Linked DNA regions of Homo sapiens: region 1 is linked to region 2. A link is a loop called in an ENCODE intact Hi-C map of the cell type or tissue named here. Cell type or tissue: endothelial cell of umbilical vein. All regions are shown on one strand. Links, peaks and the distances in the headings refer to the core of each region. The heading gives the core; the rest is flanking DNA. Region 1 holds the start of IL13RA2 (interleukin 13 receptor subunit alpha 2). Region 2 overlaps LRCH2 (leucine rich repeats and calponin homology domain containing 2).

Region 1 (11,402 bases), core at 3,271-11,270, 130 kb after region 2:
ACACTCTACCTTAGGTGACGTCAATCAATCACATGGCTCTAAATGCTGTCTATATCCTGATGATTCCCAAATTTATATTTACAGCTCTGGTCTTTCCCCCTATCTCCAGAGTTGAATATCCAACTGCCTACTCATCTCCCCTTGGATATTAGTTAGTCAGCTCAAACTTAACCATCCAAAATTGAACTCTTGACCATCATCCCTAGGCCCCATAAACAATTATCCAGATGGCCATGCCAAAATAAAGCCATCATCTTCTGATACTCCACACTCAATCCACCAGTAAATTCTATCAGCACGGCTATCAACTTGGTCCAAGTCACCATCATCTCTAGGCCGGGTCATTGCTTCTACCTTTCCATTGCATACAATAGCCCTTTAAAATGTAATCTACATCATGTTGAGGTGGGAGAGTTCCCTGGCCCCTTCGCAGAACCTGCGACAGGAGGATATGGCTCTCTGGCAACAGGGGGATGTGGGAGGGGGAGCATGCAGAGGGGCAGGTGCAAGAGCCAGGATGAGTGCTTTGGGCTCTGGACCCATGGCAGTATCTTGGGGTGGGTGTCTGTGACTCTTGAAGCCCAAGTGGGCATGTGTTACAGTGCACTCTTTTAGCCTTGTCATCTGTGGATGGCTTAAGTGTTGAACAGTTCAGTGGACTTGCCTTTTTGCAAGGGCAGAGGGCCAGTGTGACAGCTTTCTGTATCTTGAGCTCTTGTCTAGCATCCAGGAAAAATCAGGTCACACACGAACTTGAAGGATGAATGCGGGGGTCTTATTGAGTGGTGGAGGTGTCTCTCTGTGGGATGGATGTGGAATTGGAAGGGGGGTGGAGTGAGAGGATCATCTTCCCCTGGCATTTGGCCATTCAGCAGCTGAACTCCTCTTTGATTGTCTCCAGCCGAACTCCTCTCGGCATTCAGACGCTCCTTCTCTTCTCTCTGCTGTGCCTTTCTGCCATTCTTCCAAGCTTCTGTTTGTCCCCTCATGGAGGCTAGGGTTTGGGGTTTATACGTGTACAGGATAAGGGGGCATGGTGGGCAAAAAGGCAACATTTTGGACGTGAAAACAGGAATGCCTATTCCCATTTAGGGCCATGGGTTTCCAGGCTTGAGGGTGGGGCCTTTGTCTGGGAAATGCCCTCTTCTACCCAGTATTTCCCTGTCTCCTGTCCATATCAAAGTCACTGCTCACAACTGTCCCGTTGCTTCCCATTTTACTAAAAATAAATAGCAAATTCATCACCATGGCCTACCCTCTCCTATATTTGTGAGATCATCTAACTTTTTCTGTTCCCTATCCTGCTGGTCTTCCTATTCCTGAAACTACTATTTCAGTGAATGTGCTATTCCTTCTACCTGAAACATTCTTTCCCTGTATCTTTACCTGGTTTATTCCCTACATCACTGAAGTCCTTGATGCTACTTTCTCAGAGAGGCATTCCCTGACTACCCTTACCTAAAATGAACCTCCCATTATTCTTTCATGTTATCCTGCTTTATTTTTCTTTATACATCTTGTGGTTATCTGATGTTTATTGTCTGTCTCCCACACCAGAAATGAGGGTAGCTACTTTGTCTTGTTCACTGCTGTATCCCCAGTACCTATAACAGTGCCTAGCATGTAGTAGACTTCCTGAAATAATTGAATAGTTAATATGTAATGTAAATATTAATATTTAATTGTTTATAACATTCTTTTCTATAACTAATAGTCCTGTATATAATATAATACCACATTTCCATGTGTTTACAGTCTATAAATAACATACTGGTAGATTACCTGGAAGGAATATAAAAATTGCTATTGTACATTTTGTATTCTATTTTTACTGAGTATTGAGTGGGTAGAGTATATCCTATTATTTACTTTTAAAGGGGTCACATGACATGAATGTTTTGGGTATTCCCTGCCTGTTTGCAAACAAGTATTTGGGAGCATCTGGGAGTACAGAGAACAGTGTTGAACAAAAGAGATTGTTTCGCTAGTTCCAGAGCAGTAGTGCCTTTCAAGGCAGTGCATTACTCTTCAGTTATGACTTCATTGGAGTAGAATGTAAGGTATATTTAGTAAGAACTATTTGACCTGTTCAAGAAATATTTACTAATTGATGACCTGGGGGATTTTATTTAAAGGGTTGCAAAAAAAAATTTTAGTGGGTTGTTTTCAAAAAGCATGTTGGTGGTTTGTTGGATAGAATTATAAACTAATAAACCTGTGATCTCAGTTCGGGGACAAATTCTGAAATTTGTAAACTGCTTCATGAATTAACACTGTAAACCTAGATGTTGCTATGGTAGCTCCAAACTGAATTGTCTAGCTTTGACAGTGTTGCAGGAAACTTGTTAGCCACATGAACTCAAGATGTCATACAGGAAAAGCATCTAAAAAAACATTATGGGGCCTGGCGCTATGGCTCAGGCCTGTAATCCCAGCACTTTGGTAGGCCGAGACAGGAAGATGACTTGAGCCCAGGAGTTTGAGACCAGCCTGGGCAATATAATGAGACCCCTGTCTCTACAAAATAAATATGAAAATAATTATGGCCTAGAATAACTACCCATGGTTTTACAAGAACTGTAGATTTATTGAACATATTTTATAAATATCAAATAATGTTAGTATGTAATCTTATCAGGGATGCAAATATAATCATGATATATAGAGCTAGATGTTAAAGTGATATTTGTTAAAAATAAGTCCTACATGTATTTCAATTCCATACAATGATTTTCATAATTCAGCATCTTCCTAAGTTCCTTGTGTATATGTATAGGACATGACTGACACAACTTTACTACTGGCAAACATGATGCATCTGTGTGATTCAAAGCCCTTTTGTGTTTCATAGTACAAAGTCATCTTCAGCATTCTTTATAAGCTACTCCACTGCAGGACATGTTATTTACTAGTTATTACCGAAATTAGATTTGATTCACCACCAGGTCATAGGCTGATTGTACTATCATTGAGCCATGTATTAATCTCAGTGTGTTATCAGGCCTCAAAACCTGGCAGGTTCCAGAGATTCTGTTTATGGTGCTGAGTCATGACTATACTCCAGAAGCTATGAACAGGCATTTATACATGTTGGATGGCCTTCCTGAAATAAGATTAGCTATCCAGGAAGCCAGTGCTCTTGAGTCACATCCTGAAACCACGGATGGATACATGGCAGATTAACCATTGAAATAGAGAATTATAGCCTAGGGATAACTTGTGTGAGAGAAAATTGCCTTTCACAGAGTGAGATTACTTGAAAGAGAGTATTATATTTTAAAAGGAGTATGACCTTTAGAATCAGATATTGGCATCTTTTATTGCTTAAATTGTATAACCTTGAGAAACCTGAGCCCCAAATGCCTCATTTGTAATATTGGAATAATAATAATAGTAGTCAGCAAAGTTTGTAAGGCTTAAGTGAGCTAATCCATTTAAGCATCTGGCACGGAGCTTGACACCTAGTAAAGGTAAAATAAACTATAACCTCTATTATTATTATTATTATTATTATTATTATTATTATTATCATTGTTTTCCGAGGTCACCTGGCAAAGCTGGTGAGAGAGCCCAAATCTCCTAGTCAATGCCTTCTCATGTAAGACTATATCAATTTATCATTTCATTTGCAAATGACATTTAAGTCTGCAATCACACTACATTTCCATTTTTCTCTCCTCAGTTTCTATTTCTCGATTTTTCAATTTTCTTTCTCCTCAAGCCCCATTCTAAAAGCTTTGGCCAGTATTTTTAGATAGCTTAAACAATGTGAATAGAAAGTATCAAATTTTATAATTGATTTTTTTTATGCAAAGGCAACAGAAATAACATGCCTATAGTTTTTATGTGTTTTTTTTAAAGAAATCATTTTAGTGACATTGCAAAAATTCCATTTATCATTTTCTAATAAATAATTGTCTTTGCAAATTGGTCACTGCCTTTACAATAAAATAAAACAAAAAACATATGGTCATTTTGGATACTGTAGAAGAATCTTTTTTTCCTTTGTCAACATAGAGAAAGAACATTTCTAAAAGACCATGTTATGTATTATTAGCCTAGCAATGTTTTTCTGTCTCTTCCTTCTTTTTCCTATCCTTTCTGTATAGATTGTATCAGCTGTGGGGCACTGTGCTAGTCATATCACTTCTCTAAGCCCCAGTTTTACTGTTTGTAAACATGCAGTACAAACCTTATACACTTACAGACCTGTTAAAAAATAAACAAATTCTTTACAAACTACAAAAAGCTAAACAAACGAAAGAAATTACTGTTATTATGGCAAAGATCAGTAAAGGCAGCATATTGGATCAACAAGGGTGGTAGAAATTGGAAATTAATAATAAGTGTCTAATTATCTACTATGAACAAGTTTATTTTGCTGAATTAATAAAGGCAAATGTGTAGGATGTGGTAAGTTATTTTCAAGTGTTGCTTAGTGGCAGTGTCCTCAGAAGCAAACCCCTCTCAAGTATATAGAGCAATTTACTATTCTTCTAGCACTTTCACATACATTATCTTATTTAATCTTCAAGACACCCCTGCCAGGCTTGTATCATTACCTCCATTTTATAGATACAAATTGAGATATAATTTACCTCTTATCACAGTGGTTGAGGCAGGAGTGAAATCCAGATTGATACTTACACCGTTGTGTCTTTTATTATAAAAAGCTCCTCGGCTATGTATCTGTTACTTTATCCAAAGAATAGTTGGTCCTGCCAGCTTTTACAGCACCTTGGTATAATTCCAAATTTGCTTTAGATGGCTTTTGGCCTCACCCATAACTTCCCCATCTTGTGGCTTGTAGAATCTGTGTCCTGGCCCTGTGACTGTTTCAGGAATACCTAACTAATATTTTCTACGTGCTTGATTATTAGGCAGGAAAGTATTAGAGATTCTAATTAATGTCTCTAAAGTAGAGAGGAGAACAAAAGAGGACCTGTGATAACTGCTTACGTTAATCTATTTCTTGAGAAACCATATGATTGGTAAGTACCTGGAATTTCTCCAATAATGCAAAGATTGCAGCCAGCTGTTAAAGTGAGAGTATTATGTTGCATGACTTTGAAGCGGTGGAGAAGCGAGGCCGAGAAGAGGCAATCACTTTAGGTTTGCCATTCCAAAGGAGATTCTCAGTGAGAAACTATCTCAAAAGTGTTGTGTAAAACTGAGTGGGTAGAAATAGAAAGCTCCCCTCCACATTGATCTTAGGCATGGAAAATACCTAGTGTAGTGATTACCATCAAGGGCTCTGGTACTAGATTGTCTAGATTTAAATCCAAGTTTCACCATTTATGGTGTGTGACTTGAGGGAAGCCATTTGACTTCTGTATGTCATAGTTTCTGGTCTTTAAAAAGTTAATCTCATAGAGTAGAGAGTAGAATAGAAGTTACCAGAGGCTGGGGAGGGAATAAGGGAGCCGGGATGGGGAAAGGTTGGTGAATGGGTACAATGTTACAGTTAGATAAGAGGAATACATTCTGATTTCTATTGCACAGTAAGGTGAGTATAGCTAACAATAATGAATTGTATTTTTCAAAAGCTAGAAGAAAGGAATTTGAATGTTTTTACCACAAAGAACTGATAAATGTTTGAGGTGATGTATATGCTAATTACCGTGATTTGATCATTACACAACGTTATCCATGTATCAAAACATTACACTGTACCCCACAAATATGTACAATCATTATGTATCAATTAAAAATTAAAGTTAAAAAGAAAATTTAAACAAATAACATAGAACTAAAAATAGTATATATGTCCAAGTCTGATTGTGAGGATTATATGAGATAATGCATATAAATTGCATAGCACAGGGCAGTGCCTGAGATGTTGAATAAATACTAGAAGGTACTATTACTATGACAGATACTATGACTGTTGCCACTTTCACTTTGTGTCTTCTGCAAGATTTAGCTGGGATAGTATCTGGCAAAAAACTTCCAAAGATGCTCAATAAATATTTATTGAATTATTACTCTGTCAGAAATGTCATAATGATAAAACTGTGTGGTGGGCTGGATGGTTTGGGTGGTGACAGTAGGTAGAGGAAGGTTGGGAGTTAGGAAGAGGCTTCTAGTAAAATAGGTGCAGGATAGATTCATTATGATAAGAACATTTATTTGCTAGTTAGTGGAAAGGGTTCAGGAGATATGGTTTTCAATCCCAGCTCTGCCACCAATAAGTTGTGTACACTTGGCTTACTTACCTTCCTCTCTGGCTGTTATTTCCTTATTTTTAAAAATGAGGAGCTAAGACCAGATGAGTGGTTATGAACTGTGGTCTGGGGGTCTGAAATATAGAAAAACAACTTTTTCAAATCTAATATGTCTGCATTTGCTTTTCTAATCTTCCCTTTGTCTTCAGGTCCCCCTGGTCCTTGTGAAAAACTCCGGTGTTCCTGGTAACCACATAGTGTATAAAGCCCCTCATTGCACTAGTGACAATCCTGTAACCCAGAAGCAAAGGAGAGAATTGTCTTTGTGTTCATTTGGGTAAGAAAGTCTTGGTTGGGCCCTAGGTGTAATTCAGCAACTCCTTTTGTGGGTTTATCCATAAGTGATGCTAGAAGCTAGTTATCCCATTTTCCACCTTTGCTTGGGTATATTGATCAGTCTGATCCATGAAATGCTATTTGATAGCCTGAGTCAGATTTCATAGCCTATAAATGGAATAGAAGCAAATGATTTTAAACTCTTTACTTAGCATTTATGCTGTACATGACATAATGCTACGAAATCTTAAAGGACAGATCGATAGGGGAGAGAGAATTTTGTTAGAATCTCTCTGAGAGCATTGTAAGGGCAGCCTGATTGCCCTTAGTCCTTAAAGGTAATATGGAAGGTTTTCTCTTTGTCAGACCTATTGCCCTGATCCCAGTAGTAACCAGTGTGTTCATCTTAATCTCTGAGGGTAGCTCTGTGGAAGATCCATAACCTTCTGTTAGCCAAATCTACCTAGTACTTACAGATGCATTAGTGGGCAGCCATTGGCTGGCAAGTAAAGAGAGAGGAATTGGGGAGAAAGAGAGATTTGTTGGGCCTCAGTGAGAGAAATGACATTCTCTCCTGATTTTATGAGGCGCAGAATTTTTAAAATAACATGGTGTTGATTCAGCTTGGTTTGCTAATTAAAGGAAGATTTAAACACTGGGGTTCCAGAGGAAAAGCGTTCATAATCCTGAGTCATGCCTGTGGGACCCAGCAGAATGGGGTGGAAGTGCACAGGACTGGGCATCATGAGATCTCTGTTCTACTTCCAGCTTTGTTACTAATTTGCTGTGTAATCTTGGGTGGGGCAAGTCTGAGTTTTACTGCCCAATTTATAAAAGAGAATTTGACTAGCCTTGTCTGTAATATACATACTGGTTCTAAAAATTTGATCCTAAGATTCTATAAAGTAGCCATTGAGGCTTACCAAAGTTACAATATTACAGATGGATCAGGTAGGGGGAAGAGGGTGGGGTGGAAGAGAGGGTCTGTCCTATTGAATTAATCTATGCACAAGAAAAGAAGGGCAGTCCCTTCTTTTCTTTTGAGTGACTTTTAATCCTTTACTTTATGTGAAATTGTTGGTTCCAGAATATAGATTCGAAGAGAAGTGTATGGAATTGGGAGTAGTAGTTTTTCCTGAAAAGCAAAGTATTTTTAATTGAGTAGCTATTTGAAGGCATGAATCCTTTAAATTTTGATCATATCCGTCAAGAACCAATATCCAAGAACAGAAAGATGACTAAATTGTATTCTATGGCAATGAAATGCTGTTTTAGTTTAAGAAAGAGATGAAAAGTTCAGATTTGCCCTTTAGAAAGGTCACTCTTGCTGTATATGGTGTGGAAAATGGATCAGAGGCAGGAAAGACTGAATAAGGAGATCCCTGCTAAGATCCTCCATTTAGGAAGTGGTAGTGGTAATGGAGAGATTAGATGGGAGAGGAGTTGAGGAAGACTCCCAGGTTTCTGGTTTGGGCAACTGGAAGGATGGCGATGCCATTTACTAATAAAGGAAACACAGGAAAAAGTGGAACAATAATGAGAGTAGATGGAAATAAAAAATTTTAATTAAAAGAAGTAATTAAAAGAAAAAAGGAGCAAAGAAGAAAGTCAATCGTCCAGCAGGGGGCGAAAGAGCTAAATAAACACTTTTTTTAAACTAAAAAAAGAAATATTTATGAGGAAACAGAGCAAAGTTTTGAACTCTCTGAGGCTTCGGTTTAGGTTCTGAGCTTTCTCAGTGGTCAAATAACTTTCTATTTTATTTTATTTTATTTTATTTATTTATTTAGAGACAGTCTCGCTCTATTGCCCAGGCTGGAGTGCAATGGTGGGATCTTGGCTCACTGCAATCTCCGCCTCCCGGGTTCAAGCCATTCTCCTGCCTCGGCCTTCCGAATAGCTGGGATTACAGGCGCCCGCCACCATGCCTGGCTAATTGTGCATTTTTAGTAGAGAAAGGATTTCACCATGTTGGCCAGGCTGTCTCAAACTCCTGACTTCAGGTGATCCACCCGCCTCAGCCTCCGAAAGTGCTGGGATTACAGGCATGAGCCACCATGCCCGGCCGAAATAACTTTCAAATACTTTTTTCTTTTTCTTTTTTCTTTTTTTCCCCTCAGAAAAGAGTATTTGACTGTGTTTTATGTGTTGCTAGGGGAGACGGTTGCTATGGAGATGGATGATATCATAACTCCATTGTGAACCAGTAAGAACACTCTCGTGAGTCTAACGGTCTTCCGGATGAAGGCTATTTGAAGTCGCCATAACCTGGTCAGAAGTGTGCCTGTCGGCGGGGAGGTGAGGAGCTACAAGGGTTTTTGCTTAGCTTTGTTTTTATTCTTGTAAGCAGGATGAGACTAGAATCCTTTCTTTCCAATTATATTGGTTCCTAACTTGATTATTTCTGTTTCCATGGTCTGAGGTGGACACAGTTTTCCCAGTTCTTGGTAGAGAAGCACACAGAGAGCTTTCCAAAGTATTTTTAATCACGTTTAGTTTGATTATTTGATGTAAGATAAAGTTAAAATGTTATATTTTTCCTTCATAGAGAGGCAATATCAAGGTTTTAAATCTCGGAGAAATGGCTTTCGTTTGCTTGGCTATCGGATGCTTATATACCTTTCTGATAAGCACAACATTTGGCTGTACTTCATCTTCAGACACCGAGATAAAAGGTAAATGGATTTTAATGGAATAGTTTTTAAATTAGGAAAAGTAAAATTAAATGGATTTTAATGGAAAATTAACTGTCTTTTTGACCTGCCTTATGGAAGTGCATAACTAACTAGTAGATGAATTGTTATTGAAACTATTTCAGGAAGTTCATGAAAAAAAGCTATGTTCTTACTAGTCACTTTCTTGTATAAGGTAACTGATGTTGACACACATTTTGTGCGATAAATGCCAAATTAAAAACACTCTCCATACCTTTTTGTATAGTCTTTTTTAACAGATTAAGTATCTGAAACCTCATTGCCTGGTACTAAACTAACTGGAACAGTTCCTTAATTACTATCCTTAGCTACTATCCTTAGCTTTTATGACAATTAGATACATTAAAAAGGTACAGAAATTTAACGTAAAATTTAAAAATAATTAGAATTATTTAATTTTTCAATTATATTATATTATTTAATATAATGTTAATGTTTTATTATTAATTAATTAAAATTATTTATAGTATATTATTATATTATATATTATATTATAATTAATATAATTAAATACATATATTTATATTATAGTGATATGTTAGTTATTATTTGTTATTATTTGTTGTTCTTATTTGTTATTGTTATTGTTAGACAGATTTTTGTAATAAAATGTTCCCATCTTAGACCAAATTCTGGCGTACATGAGCACAGAGATAAAGCCACATTGAATTTTTTGCTTCTCTAAAAATTAATACCTAGTGAGGCAAAGTCACATTTTGCATATGTGATTTCTCAAAGAAGGAACAACTATATAGCAGTAATCTAGATTTTTTTAACAGCCTTACTGAGATATAATTTACACAAAACTAACTCTTTATACAAAACTATATTCTTTAAAACTATACATGTATAGTAAAACTCTTTACTATACGTTGGTTTTTAGTATATTCACAAAGTTGTGCAACAATCACCACTATCAAAGTCCAGAATAGTTGCATCACCCGTAAAACAGCCCCTAAACCCATTAAGCAGTCACCCTGCATTGTTTCTCCCTCCAGCCCCTACCAACCACGAATCTACTTTCTCTCTCTATGAATTTGTCTATTTTGAAATTTCATAGAAATGGAACTATGTCAATATGTGGTCTTTTGTGTCTGGCTTCTTTCAGTTAGTATAATGTTCTCAAGGTTCATCCATGTTGTAGCATGAATCAGTACTTCATGTCTTTTTATGGCTGAATAATATTTGATTGTATGCATGTAGCACATTTTGTTTATCTGTTAATCAATTGGTGCACATTTGGAAGCCATCTAGATTTAGCAATATTTGTCATAAAATACAGAAAAAATAAAAGTGTTTTATTGATTTATTTCAGTTAACCCTCCTCAGGATTTTGAGATAGTGGATCCCGGATACTTAGGTTATCTCTATTTGCAATGGCAACCCCCACTGTCTCTGGATCATTTTAAGGAATGCACAGTGGAATATGAACTAAAATACCGAAACATTGGTAGTGAAACATGGAAGGTAAGTAAAGCATGCATTTGCCGTATCAGAGTGATCATCAGGTGTTACTTTGTGATTCCTGACTTTAGTGTCCGCTCCAATTCCCATATCTCAATAGTTCTAATTAGGATATAAAAAGCTTCCACACCCGCTTCTGTCTCCTATGCATCCTGCTATATCTGTTTTCACCCCATCCAGTGTTAAGATTGCCATTGGAAGAACAAGAAAAAAAACAAAAACAAAAACAAAAAACTCGGTCTCGTGCAATATGAACTTGAAGAGCAGCACTTCACTAGAAGAGCATTTCACTGTATTTTACAATTGCTTATATTCTTGGATGTGGGCCTTATACATGCTACTGACCTGTGACCTTTTCTACTGTAGGAGACAAGGCTTATTTATCTTTGTACCCTTCCCACAGAGGGTCGCAGGATTATGGTTCGTTGTATATATTGTAGTAAGAGCTCAATGAAAATGTTTTGAATTATTAACTACTTATATACTCAACAAGCATGTATATTCAAAGATTTCTGTTGTAGATGACATTCTGTTACCTCTCTAATTCAGCTAGGTAGTTTCAAGAGACAATTCAAATTGAGCATTTATTGATCAACTTTGTGCTGGGCACTCTACTAGGTATCAGGAATATATGAATAAATAATAAATGATTTTTGTCCTCCAGAAGCTCATGATTTGTCTGTATTTTTCTGGTTACTTCCAGGGTTTTAGTTTATGTATTTCT
Region 2 (11,402 bases), core at 1,841-9,840:
TTTAATATTTTTCTGTCTGTGTTGGGTTTTGGCAAGTCCTTCTGCTTTGTCTTTGTGTTTGCTAGTCATTTCTTGTGAAATGTCTAATCTGCAGTTAATTCCATCCAGTTTGTTTTAATTTCAGATGTTGCACTTTTTATTTCTAGAAGTTTGATTATGTCTGTACTTAACATGTTCAGTCTTTTCCTTTAGCTTCTTGAACATTGCTTGGTTGAATTTTTGATTAAATGACAGACATTGTGTACTTTACATTCTTGAGTGTGGATATTGTATTATTATACATACTTTTGACTTTTGTTCTGGGATATGGTTAAATTACTTGGAAATAATTTGATATTTTGGGACTTGGTTTTATAATTTATTTATGTGGGACCAGTGCAGCATTTAGTCTAGGAATAAATTTGTCCCCTTAATGAGGCAAGACATTTCTCTACTGGATGTCCTGTGAATTATGAGGTTTTCCAGTTTAGCTGGTGGGAACTGGTACTACTCCTGGTCCTCTGAGAATCTGGGAATTATTCCCTCTAAGCTTTGAGGGTGATTTTATCCTTTTGCCTAGGGTATTTTCCTCACATACATGTTCAATGATCAGTACGCTCAGATGAAAATTTGAGGGATGCCTCTGTAGATCTCTTTCCTTTCTCTGTGCATTGCCCTTTTGTTTGTTACTGTGTGCTATGAACTCACTCTGCCCTTTTCTCCCTGGCTCCAGCTCTGTCTCCTGAATTCTGGGCCTGCTAGACTCTGCCTTAGTTTTTTTCTCCTGGGATGTGGACTGGAAACTCTTTCCATGCAGCAACTTGGCTCAGTTATGGGATTTACCTCCTTACTCATCTCTAAAGGATAATGTCATTTTTTGCCTAATATTCAATGTCATGGAAGGCATAATTTTAAATATTTTGCCCATTCTTTTAGTTTTTTCAGTCAGGATATAAATCTGGTCACTGTTAGCCTATCTTGGCCACTAGCAAAGTCTAGTTTTTACATTTTATGTGTTCAAATTTGTTAGTATTTAATTTTGATTGTTTGTCCCATAGGCTCTCTCTATTCCAATATTTAAAAAATTACTGCCTGTATTTTTCTGATACTTTGTGATTTCTTCTTTATATTTAAATCTTTTAATTTTTCATTTTGATATTTGGTATGAGGTAAGGAATCTAGTTTTCTTCCTCCCCCACCTTTTTCTCACTGTGTCTCCTCCCCCTTTTTTATTCTTTCTTTCAGTGTATATTTTACACGTGATCAATCAGGTGTCTCTCTACTACTTGTTATATAAGCCATTACTTTCACAATGATCTTAAATGTCATTTTTTTCAGAAGTTATTATACTCGTGGTCCTGTACTCCTCTTCCATTGAAAAATCTGTAGATTCTGGAGCTAGTAGAAAGGAGGGTTGAAAAGTCCTCTTTATTATATAACTTTTCTCTTCGTGATCATCCATTCTTCCAAATTAACTTTGGAACTCCTTTGTCAAATGTTTAAAACAAACCAAAAAATACTTCTTGAGTTAAAAAAATTATTATTACAGTTCATTTCAGTTATTAATTAAGTTGAAAGAGAAGTTATACCTGTAATACTTATCTATCCAAGAACCTTTTGGTTATTCAAGTCTCTTACTAGACATTTGTAGTTTTTTCATGTAGGTCTTGTAGAAGTATAGTTAAGTTTCTTCCTAGGTATTTTATACTTTTCTTTCCTTCTATGAATAGCATTTTTTTCTAATATATCTTTTAACTCATTATAGTTGATATGTAGGAAAGCTATTAACTTTTGTATGTTTTTCTTTAACTGGTAACCTTACCTCTTATAATAATAGATTTTTTGTCTTTTTCTCTTGGATAATCATGTGTTCTATAAATTTTAAAAATTGGATCTTTATATCCAATTTTTATTTTCTTTTTGTTATTGCACTATACAGAAATTCCACAATAGTGTTAAGTTATAGCAGCTTCAGTGGACATTTTGTTTATATATTTTTTCCACAGGAACTCCTTGTTCAAAATTGCCATCTAACAACAGCATGCATAGTCTGCCTTATCTCAACAACAAAAAATTAGATGAAAATAATTTCCTTCATAGCCCCTGTTTTGTTAGAATGAACAGGTTGCATCTCATAATCAGTAATTCAGTAGGCAAAAATAACTACTCGCTTGAGCTCTTTGGCATTTAGACAAAGGAAATTATTAGTTTTTTTTAGTCTTTGTTAATTATTTTAATATAATAAATATCCTGTCTGTCCTTTGACAATATATCTTTAGATATTTCACTTATTTTAGCTTCTGGGAATTCCTTAGAATAGACCTATGCATAGGGCCTACATAGAATAAACCCATTTTGATATTTCCTGTAGAGCAACAGGTTTTAGAAACTTAAATATATTTCTGTCAACTTTAAGTTTTATGTTGTTAGGCCAAAGTGTAGACATGGGTAAATTCTTTACAATGTTTTTAAAAAGATAACATCTAAGGTTCATAATATATATTTAAGGATTTATTCTAAATATTTTAACGTATTAAGGCATCTTCAATTTTTTAGTGTCTCAGCAGATGAAGTTAATTCACCATTATCACCCCTCACCTGGCAGGTAAGAAGAAATTAAATTACAATTATATCTATCATTTTGTTCTCTTTTATTTAGTTAAAATAAATTGTCTCATTATAGCCCTTAGAAAATCAGAAGGATCAAATAGATGAACAACCGTGGCCAGAATCTCACCCTATAATCTGGCAGAGTGAAGAAAGGAGGCGGAGCAAACAGATTAGAAAAGAATATTTCAAGGTACTCTATATTAAGTTTTTAAATTTACTTTGTAATTATTAGTTTTTATTTTGTCAGTTTTGTTTTGAGTTAATAAGGTAGACTGTAACTCTCTAGTTAAATGTAGTAAATGTGTTATTTTGATTTCTCACATATATGGGGTAATACAATCTAATTATATCCATAAGGTTTCAGTAATTGAGAATAATTGAGTAGATAAATATAAATTATGATTTACCAAATACTTTGCAAGATAGACGAATGTTTGCTGCACTGCTAGTTGTAGCAATATGTAGTATGTTTTAAAAGAATTGTCCAGGAAAAGTCTTTCATTGGATTTGTTTCAATAAATATTTGACACATATTTACAATTAGCATTTAACTGTTCCTATGTAAATAAGTGTTGTTTATATAGTTCTGAAAATGCTTGAGGGCAGATTTTTCCATTTTTTTCTTCTTGTTACCTTAGTAGATTGCTTGAGTGTCTTTTATCTTAGCTAAAAGAAAAGCTCAGATCATCCAAATTATCCCACATTTCTAGTTAGCAGGGTTTTAATGAAATTTTACTGTGTACACATTTGTAAATATTGTATTATTGTCTATTTGTGATTGGGGTCTGCTGTATTTGTAGAAGCCAATCATTAGAATTCAGAATAATATTCAATACTAGCCAGAATTCATTACTGGATTTGACTCAAATGAATAGTACAAACAAGCTTCTGCTCCATGAATAGCAAATTTTGTTGTCTTTGTACACGTTTTATGTTTCCCAAAGCCTAATTATTATTAGATGATAATAGTAATTTCATCTGAAACATAGTACTAGTCTACATTGTAGGTTCAAGTTTATATCACTAATAAATAGGATTATATTCTCTGTTTTTCTCTGGTAGAAATAGGTCTGTATGCACATTTGTTTGTTTCTATATATGGGTGTGTAACATACATTTGGAAATAGTATCATGACTAAAACAAAACTGTTATATGTCTTAGTGGATCTGTGGTAAATTTAAGCCTTCAACAAATAAATACTGAGTCCTTTTAATGAGTCTTACATTTCCTGGTCAATATAAGAGATAACAAAGAAACAGAAGACATGAGGAAAAAGGGAAGGACATTCTAAGTAGAACCCTGGTCAATAATAGTGAAAGTTTATTTATCCTAACCCTTTATACATCTGTAATTGTGTTTACATTCCAGCATTATTTTAAAGTTTCCCTTTTTAGTTCATTGGACCTTGAACAAAGCACTGAATAAAATTTGCTTGTAGATAAAACTTAGTGAATGACTGATGGTATGGGGGAAATTTTAGTAGTATTTCATATAATAAAAGAAATTTAATATTTATTTGCTCTCCTTTATTGTAGTATAACAATACAAATTCTTAGTATACTACCAATATCGTAGTATAACAAAACCAGTTCTCCTTTATCATAGTAACAATACCAATTCTGACTATTTGTCAAAAAACTTACATAGCACTTATTAAGTGCCAGGCACTGTCCTAAGACTTCACAAAGATCAACTCATTTAATCCTCATAACAACCTTATGAGGTAAGTACAATTATGACTATTTCTGTTTTACAGATGATGAAATTAAGGCACAGAGATGCAAAGTAGTATTCTTCAGTTCACTTAGTAATAAGTGGCAGAGTTGAGATTTGAACCCAAAGCCTATGCTAGGCTGCCTCTTTATCTACTGTGTATAGCTTAATATCATATCAGCAAACACTTTCAAACAAACACAGTTTTACTGGTTTTTAATTTTTTTTTTTAAGAGACAGAGTCTCTCTCTATTGCCCAGACTGCAGTGCAATAGCGTGATCATAGCACACAGCAGCCTCAAATGCCTGGGCTCAGGCCATCCTCTGGGCTCACGTGATCCTCTTGCTTCAGCCTCCCCAGTAGCTAGAACTACAGGTATGTCCCCCAGTGCCCTACAAATTTTAAAATTTTTTGTAGAGGTGAGATCTTATTATGTTGCCCAGGCTGGTCTCAAATTCCTGGCTTCAAGAGATCCTCCCATCTAGGCCCCCCCAAAGTGCTGAGATTACTGACATTTTTGGCCCACTTTTAGTGTTTAAAAAACGTTTTACAGTAACTTGAGTGGACTTCTCAAGATGTCTTAATAGAGGCCACATTTTAAAAATGTGCATTTTAAAAACTGAGCATTTTAAAAACATAATTCTTTGGTTTCATAGCATCATTTATTGGTATTTTATTTTTTATAAAATAAACATCTTCTATAATATTAGTTATGTTATAAAGTTATTAAAAGAGATCAAATGATATAATATTTGAAGTGCTCATTACATAATCATCATTCAACAAATGTTAATTTTTTTCCTTAATAAATTAGGTGCAAAGATAAGCTTCAGTCACTGGGAAATGTTTTAAGGAGATGTGTAGTTCTCCTAAATTGTCAGAAGATGTCAGTATTAGGACATAGTAAAATGAGTATGTCACTAGTTTTTTTTCCTAAGATGTCAAGAAAATATAAAACTGACATACAGTTTCCTAAATTAAATCAACACTATTATTCAGAATTGTCACTATTTTCATGACTAAAACATCAGCAGCTTCTAAGAGGAAATTTCTCTTAATCACCTATCTCCCGATAATTGAAAGTGCTATTGGTAGGTTGTATTATTAAAGCTAATCTGGATTTATAGTTCATTAAACAGTAAAATACACTACACTTGAGGTTTATATCAGATTATCACTGAGTTTGTTCAATGGTGGCTCTTTTAGGTTTTGCTATGTTACGAAATGTACAGAACTTTTGTGCAACTTTATCTTAATACGTATAAATGACTGAGGCACAGGATTTCTTTGTTTCTGTCCCATGGTAAATTATTTGTCATGGTTATTCAGTGTATTTATTGAATGTGTGTGTGTGTGTGTGTGTGTGTGTGTGTGTGTGTGTGTGTGTGTGTGTGTATGTATGTAAGAAATCCAACTGTATTTCTTCTTAGTTTTGAAGGCTAATTTTGGATAGTATTTTTTTCAGGTAAGTCCCTGAAACTAGGTAAAACTGTTTCAACATATTGGCTAGATTATGTGAGCAAGAACACAAATTGGGTCAGGTTAAGTTAGTAAGTAAATCATGGTAGGAAAGTTACATTGACTCTTTTAGATTCCCAGGCCGCTATCGTATAGATTATTATTCTAGTATATAAAATTTAGTGTTCTTATAGCCAAAATAAAATCACTGTATTTCAGGGAACTTCATGATGCCAGGAAGTATTTTATTAAACATCTTTTTTTATTTTAAATTTTTAATTTTTGGCGTTCATATTAGGTATATATATTTATGGGATACATGAGATATTTTGAAAGGCATACAATGTTCAATAATCACATTATGGGGAATGGGGTATCTATTCCTTCAAACATTTATCATTTGTGTTATGATCAAATTATACTCTTAGTTATTTTGAGATGTACAATTAAATTATTATTGACTATAGTCACCCCATTGCGCTATCAAATACTAGGTCTTATTTATTCTATTTTTTATGCCCATTATCCATCTTCACCTACCCTCTACTCCCCCACTACCCTTCTCTAGCCTCTGGTAACCATCCTTCTACTCTCTATCTTTATGAGTTCAATTGTTTTTACATCCTACAAATAAGTGAGAACATGTGGTGTTTGTCTTTCTGTGCCTGGCTTATTTCACTTACCATAATGACCTGCATTTCAATCCATGTTGCAAATGACAGACTCTCCTTCTTTATGGCTGAATAGTACTCCATTGTGTATGTGTACCACATTTTCTTTATCTGTTCTTCTATTGATGGACACTTAGGTTGCTTCCAAATCTTGGCTATTGTGAATAGTTTTGCAATAAATATGGAAGTGCAGATATCTCTTTGATATACTGATTTCCTTTCTTTGGGTTATATACCCAGCAGTAGGATTGCTGGATTGTATGGTAGCTGTATTTTTAGTTTTTTGAGGAGCCTCCAAACTGTTCTCCATATTGTTCGTACTAATTTACATTCCCACCAACAGTGTACGAGGGTTCCCTTTTCTCCACATCCTCACCAGTATGTTATTGCCTGTCTTTTGGATATAAGCCACTTTAACTGGGGTAAGATGATACATCATTGTAGTTTTGATTTGCATTTCTCTGATGATCAATGATGTTGAGCACCTTTTCGTATGCCAGTTTGCCATCTGTATGTCTTCTTTTCAGAAATGTCTATTCACATCTTTTACCCATGTTTTAATCTAACTATTAGATACTTTCCTAAAGAGTCGCTTGAGCTCCTTAAATTCTGGTTATTAATTCCTTGTCATATGGGTAGTTTGCAGATATTTCCTCCTATTCCGTGGGTTGTCTCTTCACTTTCTTGTTTCCTTTGCTGTGCAGAAGCTTTTTAACTTGATGTGATCCCATTTCTCCATGTTTGCTTTGGTTGCCTGCGCTTATGGGGTAGCTCAGGAAATTTTTGCCCAGACCTGTGTCCTGGAGATTTTCCCCCATGTTTTCTTATAGCAGTTTTATAGATTGAAGTCTTAGATTTAAGTCCTTAATCCATTTTGATTTGATTTTTGTGTACAACAAGAGATAGGGGCCTAGTTTCATTCTTCTGCATACGGATATCCAGTTTTCCCAGCCTCATTTACTGAAGAGACTGTCTTTTCCCCCGTGTATGTTCTTGGCAGCTTTGTTGAAATTGAGTTCACTGTAGGTGTGTGAAGTTGTTTCTGGGTTCTCTGTTCTGTTCCATTGGTCTGTGTGTCTGTTTTTATGCAAGTACCATGATGTTTTGGTTACCATAGGTCTGTAGTATAATTTGAAGTCATGTAATGTGATTCCTCCAGTTTTGTTCCTTATTCCCAGGATAGCTTTGGCCATTCTTGGTCTTTTGTGGTTTCATCTAAATCTTAGGCTTGATTTTTCTATTTCTGTGATGAATGCCATTGGTATTTTGATAGGGATTGCATTGAATCTATAGATTGCTCTGAGTAGTATGGACATTTTAACAATATTGTTTCTTCCAATCCATGAATGTGGAATATCTTTCCATATTTGTGTGTCCTCTTCAATTTCTTCCAGCAGTATTTTATAGTTTTCATTGTAGAGATCTTTTACTTCTTTGGTTAATTTCTAGGTGTTTAATTTTGTTTGTGAGTATTGTAAATGGGATTATTTTTAAAATTTCTTTTTTAGATTGTTCACTGTTGGCATATAGAAATCCTACTGACTTTTGTATGTTGATTTTGTATCCTGCAACTTTACAGAATTTATCAGTTCTATTTTTTTTTTTTTGGTGGAGTCTAGGTTTTTCCAAATACAAGATTATATCATCTGCAGACAAGGATAATTTGACTTCTTCTTTTCCAATTTGGATGCCCTTTATTTCTTTCTCTTGTCTGATTGCTCTAGGTGGGACTCCTAGTATTGTGTTGAATAACAGTGGTGACAATGTGCATCCCTGTCATCTTTTAGATCTTAGGGGAAAGGCTATGAGTTTTGGCTTTTATTATGTTGAGATATATTTCTTCTATACCCCAGTTTTTGAGAGTGTATTAGTCTATTTTTATGCTGCTGATAAAGACATACCTGAGACTGGTCAATTTACAAAAGAAAGAGGTTTATTGGACTGACAGTTCCACATGGCTGAGGAGGCCTCACAATCATGGTGGAAGGTGAAAGGCACGTCTTACATGGTGGCAGACAAGAGAAGAGAGCTTGTGCAGGGAAACTCCTGTTTTTCAAATCATCAGGTCTCATGAGACTTATTCACTATCATGAGAACAACACGGGAAAAACCTGCCCCCATGATTTAGTTACCTCCCACTGGTATCTCCCATGACACTTGTGAATCGTGTGAGTTACAATTCAAGATGAGGTTTTGGTGGGGACACAAGCAAACCATATCAGAGGGTTTTTATCATGAAGGAATGTTGGATTTTAGCAAATGCTTGTCCGGCATCAATTGGAATGGTCATATGATTTTTGTCCTTTATTCTGTTGTTATGATGTATCACAACAATTGATTTGCATATGTTGAACCATGCTTGCATCCCTGGAATAAATCCCACTTGGTCATGATGAATGACCTTTTAAATATATTGTTGAATTCGGTTTGCTAGTATTCTATTGAAGATTTTTGCATCCATATTTATCCGAGATTTTGGCCTGTAGTTTTCTATTTTGGATGTGTCTTTGTCTGGTTTTAGTATTAGGCTAATACTGGCCTTGTAGAATCAGTTTGCCAGTATTCCCTCCTCTTCAATTTTTTGAATACTTTGAGTAGGATTGGTATTAGGTTTTCTTTAAGTTTTTGGTAGAATTCAGCAGTGAAGCCCTCAGGTCCCAGGCATTTCTTTCCTGGGAGACTATTTATTACAGATTTGATCTCATTACTTGTTATTGGCCTGTTCACATTTTGGATTTCTTCATGATCCAATTTTGGTAGGTTTTATGTGTCTAGGAATTTGTCCATCTCCTCTAGAGTTTCCAATTTATCGGCACATAGTTGTTCATAGTAGCTAGTAGTGGCCCTTCGAATTTCTGTGGTATCAGTTGTAATGTCTCCTTTTTCATCTCTGATTTTATTTGGGTCTTCTCCCCTTTTTATCTTAATCTGACTAAAGGTTTGTCAATTTTGTTTATCTTCTCAGTAAACCATATTTTTGTTTCATTGATCTTTTTTATTTTTCTTCATTTCAAATTTATTTATTTCTGCTCTGATCTTTATTATTTCTTTTGTTTTTGTTTGTTTGTTTGTTTGTTTAAACCAGAGTCTCACTCTTTCTCCCAGGCTGAGGTGCAGTGGTGTCATGGCTCACTGCAGCCTTGACCTCCCAGGGTCAAGCCATCCTTTCACCTTTCAGCCTTCCAAGTAGCTGGGACTACAGGCACCACCACACCCAGCTAATTTTTGTATTTTTTGTAGAGATGGGGTTTTGCCATGTTGCCCAGGCTGGTCTTGAGCTCCTTGGCTCAAGCGATCTGCCCACCTCACGCTCCCAAAGTGTTGGGATTACAGGTGTGAGCCATGACACCTGGGCTGTTTCTTTTCTTATACTAACTTTGGATTTGGTTTGCTCTTCCTTTTCTGGTTCTTTAAGATGAATCATTATGTTATTTGTTTGAGGTTTTTCTTCTCTTTTGATGTAAGCACTTATAGCTGGAAATTTTCCTGTTAATACTGTTTTTGCTGTATCCCATAGGTTTTGCTATGTTGTATTTGTATTATCATTTGTTTCAAGAAATTTTTCGATTTCCTTCTTAATTTCTTCATTGACCCACTGGTCATTCAGGAGCATATTGTTTAATTTCCATTTGTTTGTATAGTTTTAAAAATTCTTCTTCTTATTGATTTCTGGTTTTATTTCATTGTGGTCAGAGAAGTTGCTTCATGTTATCTCAGCAACTTCTTTGTTGTTTGACTGTTTTAAGACTTATTTTGTGACCTAACATATGGTCTATCCTTGAGAATGATCCATGTGCTGAGGAGAAGAACATATATTCTGTAGCCACTGGATGAAATGTTCAGTAAATATCTGTTGGGTCCATTTGGTCTATAGTGCAGATTAAGTCCAATTGTTCTTTGATGATTTTCTGTCTGGGAGATCTGTCCAGTGCTGAAAGTGGGGTGTTGAAGTCTCCAGCTATTACTGTATTGAGATCTATCTCTCTTGAGCTCCAATAATATTTGCTTTATATATCTGAGTGCCCCAGTATTGGGTGCATATATACTTACAAATCACTATATCCTCTGACTAAGTTTACCCCTTTTTCATTATATAATGACCTTCTTTGTCTCTTGTTCATTTTTATCTTGAAATCCATTTTGTCTGATATAAGTATAGCTACACCTGCTCTTTTTTGGTTTCCATTGGCATGGAATATCTTTCTTCATCCCTTTATTCTCAGTCTATGTGTATCTTCGTAAGTGAACTGTGTTTCTTTTTTTTTCTTTTTTCTTTTTCTTTCTTTCTTTTTTTTTTTTTTGGTGGAGTCTTCCTCTGTCACCCAGGCTGGAGTGAAATGGCATGATCTCGGCTCACTGCAGCCTCTGTCTCTTGGGTTCAAGCAATTTTCCTGCCTCAGCCTCCTGAGTAGCTGGGACTACAGGCATGTACCACCATGCCCAGCTAATTTTTTATTTTTTGTATTTTTAGTAGAGATGGGGTTTCACCATGTTGGCCAGGCTGGTCTTGAACTCCTGACCTCAAGTGATCCACCCCCCTCGGCCTCACCCCAACATTGCTAAGCTAAAGGGAAAGGTCAAGCTGGGAACTGCTTAGGGGAAACCTGCCTCCAATTCTATTCAAAGTCACCACTCTGCTCACTGAGATAAATGCATATCTGATTGCCTCCTTTGGAGAGGCTAATCAGAAACTTAAGAGAATGCAGCCATTTGTCTCTTACCTACCTATGACCTGGAAGTCCCCTGGCCGCTTCCAGTTTTCCTGCCTTTCTGGACTGAAATATTGTTTGTCTTACATATGTTGATTGATGTCTTGTGTCTCCCTAAAATGTTTAAAACCAAAGCTGTGCTCTGACCACCTTGGGCACAGGTCATCAGGACTGCCTGAGGCTGTGACACAGGCACTATCCTCAACCTTGGCAAAATAAGCTTTCTTTTTTTTTTTTTGAGACAGAGTCTTGCTCTGTCA

What was found. A loop is a pair of places that touch in the nucleus more often than their neighbours do. Peaks named below come from ENCODE experiments on the same cell type or tissue, not always from the same donor. Only the 100,000 strongest peaks of a DNase experiment are listed, where the experiment ranks them.
Region 1: it touches region 2 in a loop (9-fold over the local background); 3 of 110 quality-filtered maps call a loop at or near these places.

The regions. Positions count from the first base shown.
Region 1 is chrX:115,014,949-115,026,350 of GRCh38, reverse strand. It overlaps IL13RA2 (interleukin 13 receptor subunit alpha 2), which reads left to right and starts at 8,735. Exons shown (of 10, transcript NM_000640.3): 1 at 8,735-8,798; 2 at 9,049-9,175; 3 at 10,530-10,681. The coding sequence starts at 9,082. In endothelial cell of umbilical vein, for the core only: CTCF peaks have their summits at 7,887 and 8,104 (motif pointing right); no DNase peak of the experiment used is centred there; H3K27ac peaks cover 216 bases.
Region 2 is chrX:115,141,204-115,152,605 of GRCh38, reverse strand. LRCH2 (leucine rich repeats and calponin homology domain containing 2) reads left to right here. Exons shown (of 21, transcript NM_020871.4): 13 at 2,536-2,584; 14 at 2,663-2,779. Among named protein-coding and RNA genes, the nearest start is that of SNORA35B, 20 kb to the right of the region's middle. In endothelial cell of umbilical vein, for the core only: no CTCF peak of the experiment used is centred there; no DNase peak of the experiment used is centred there.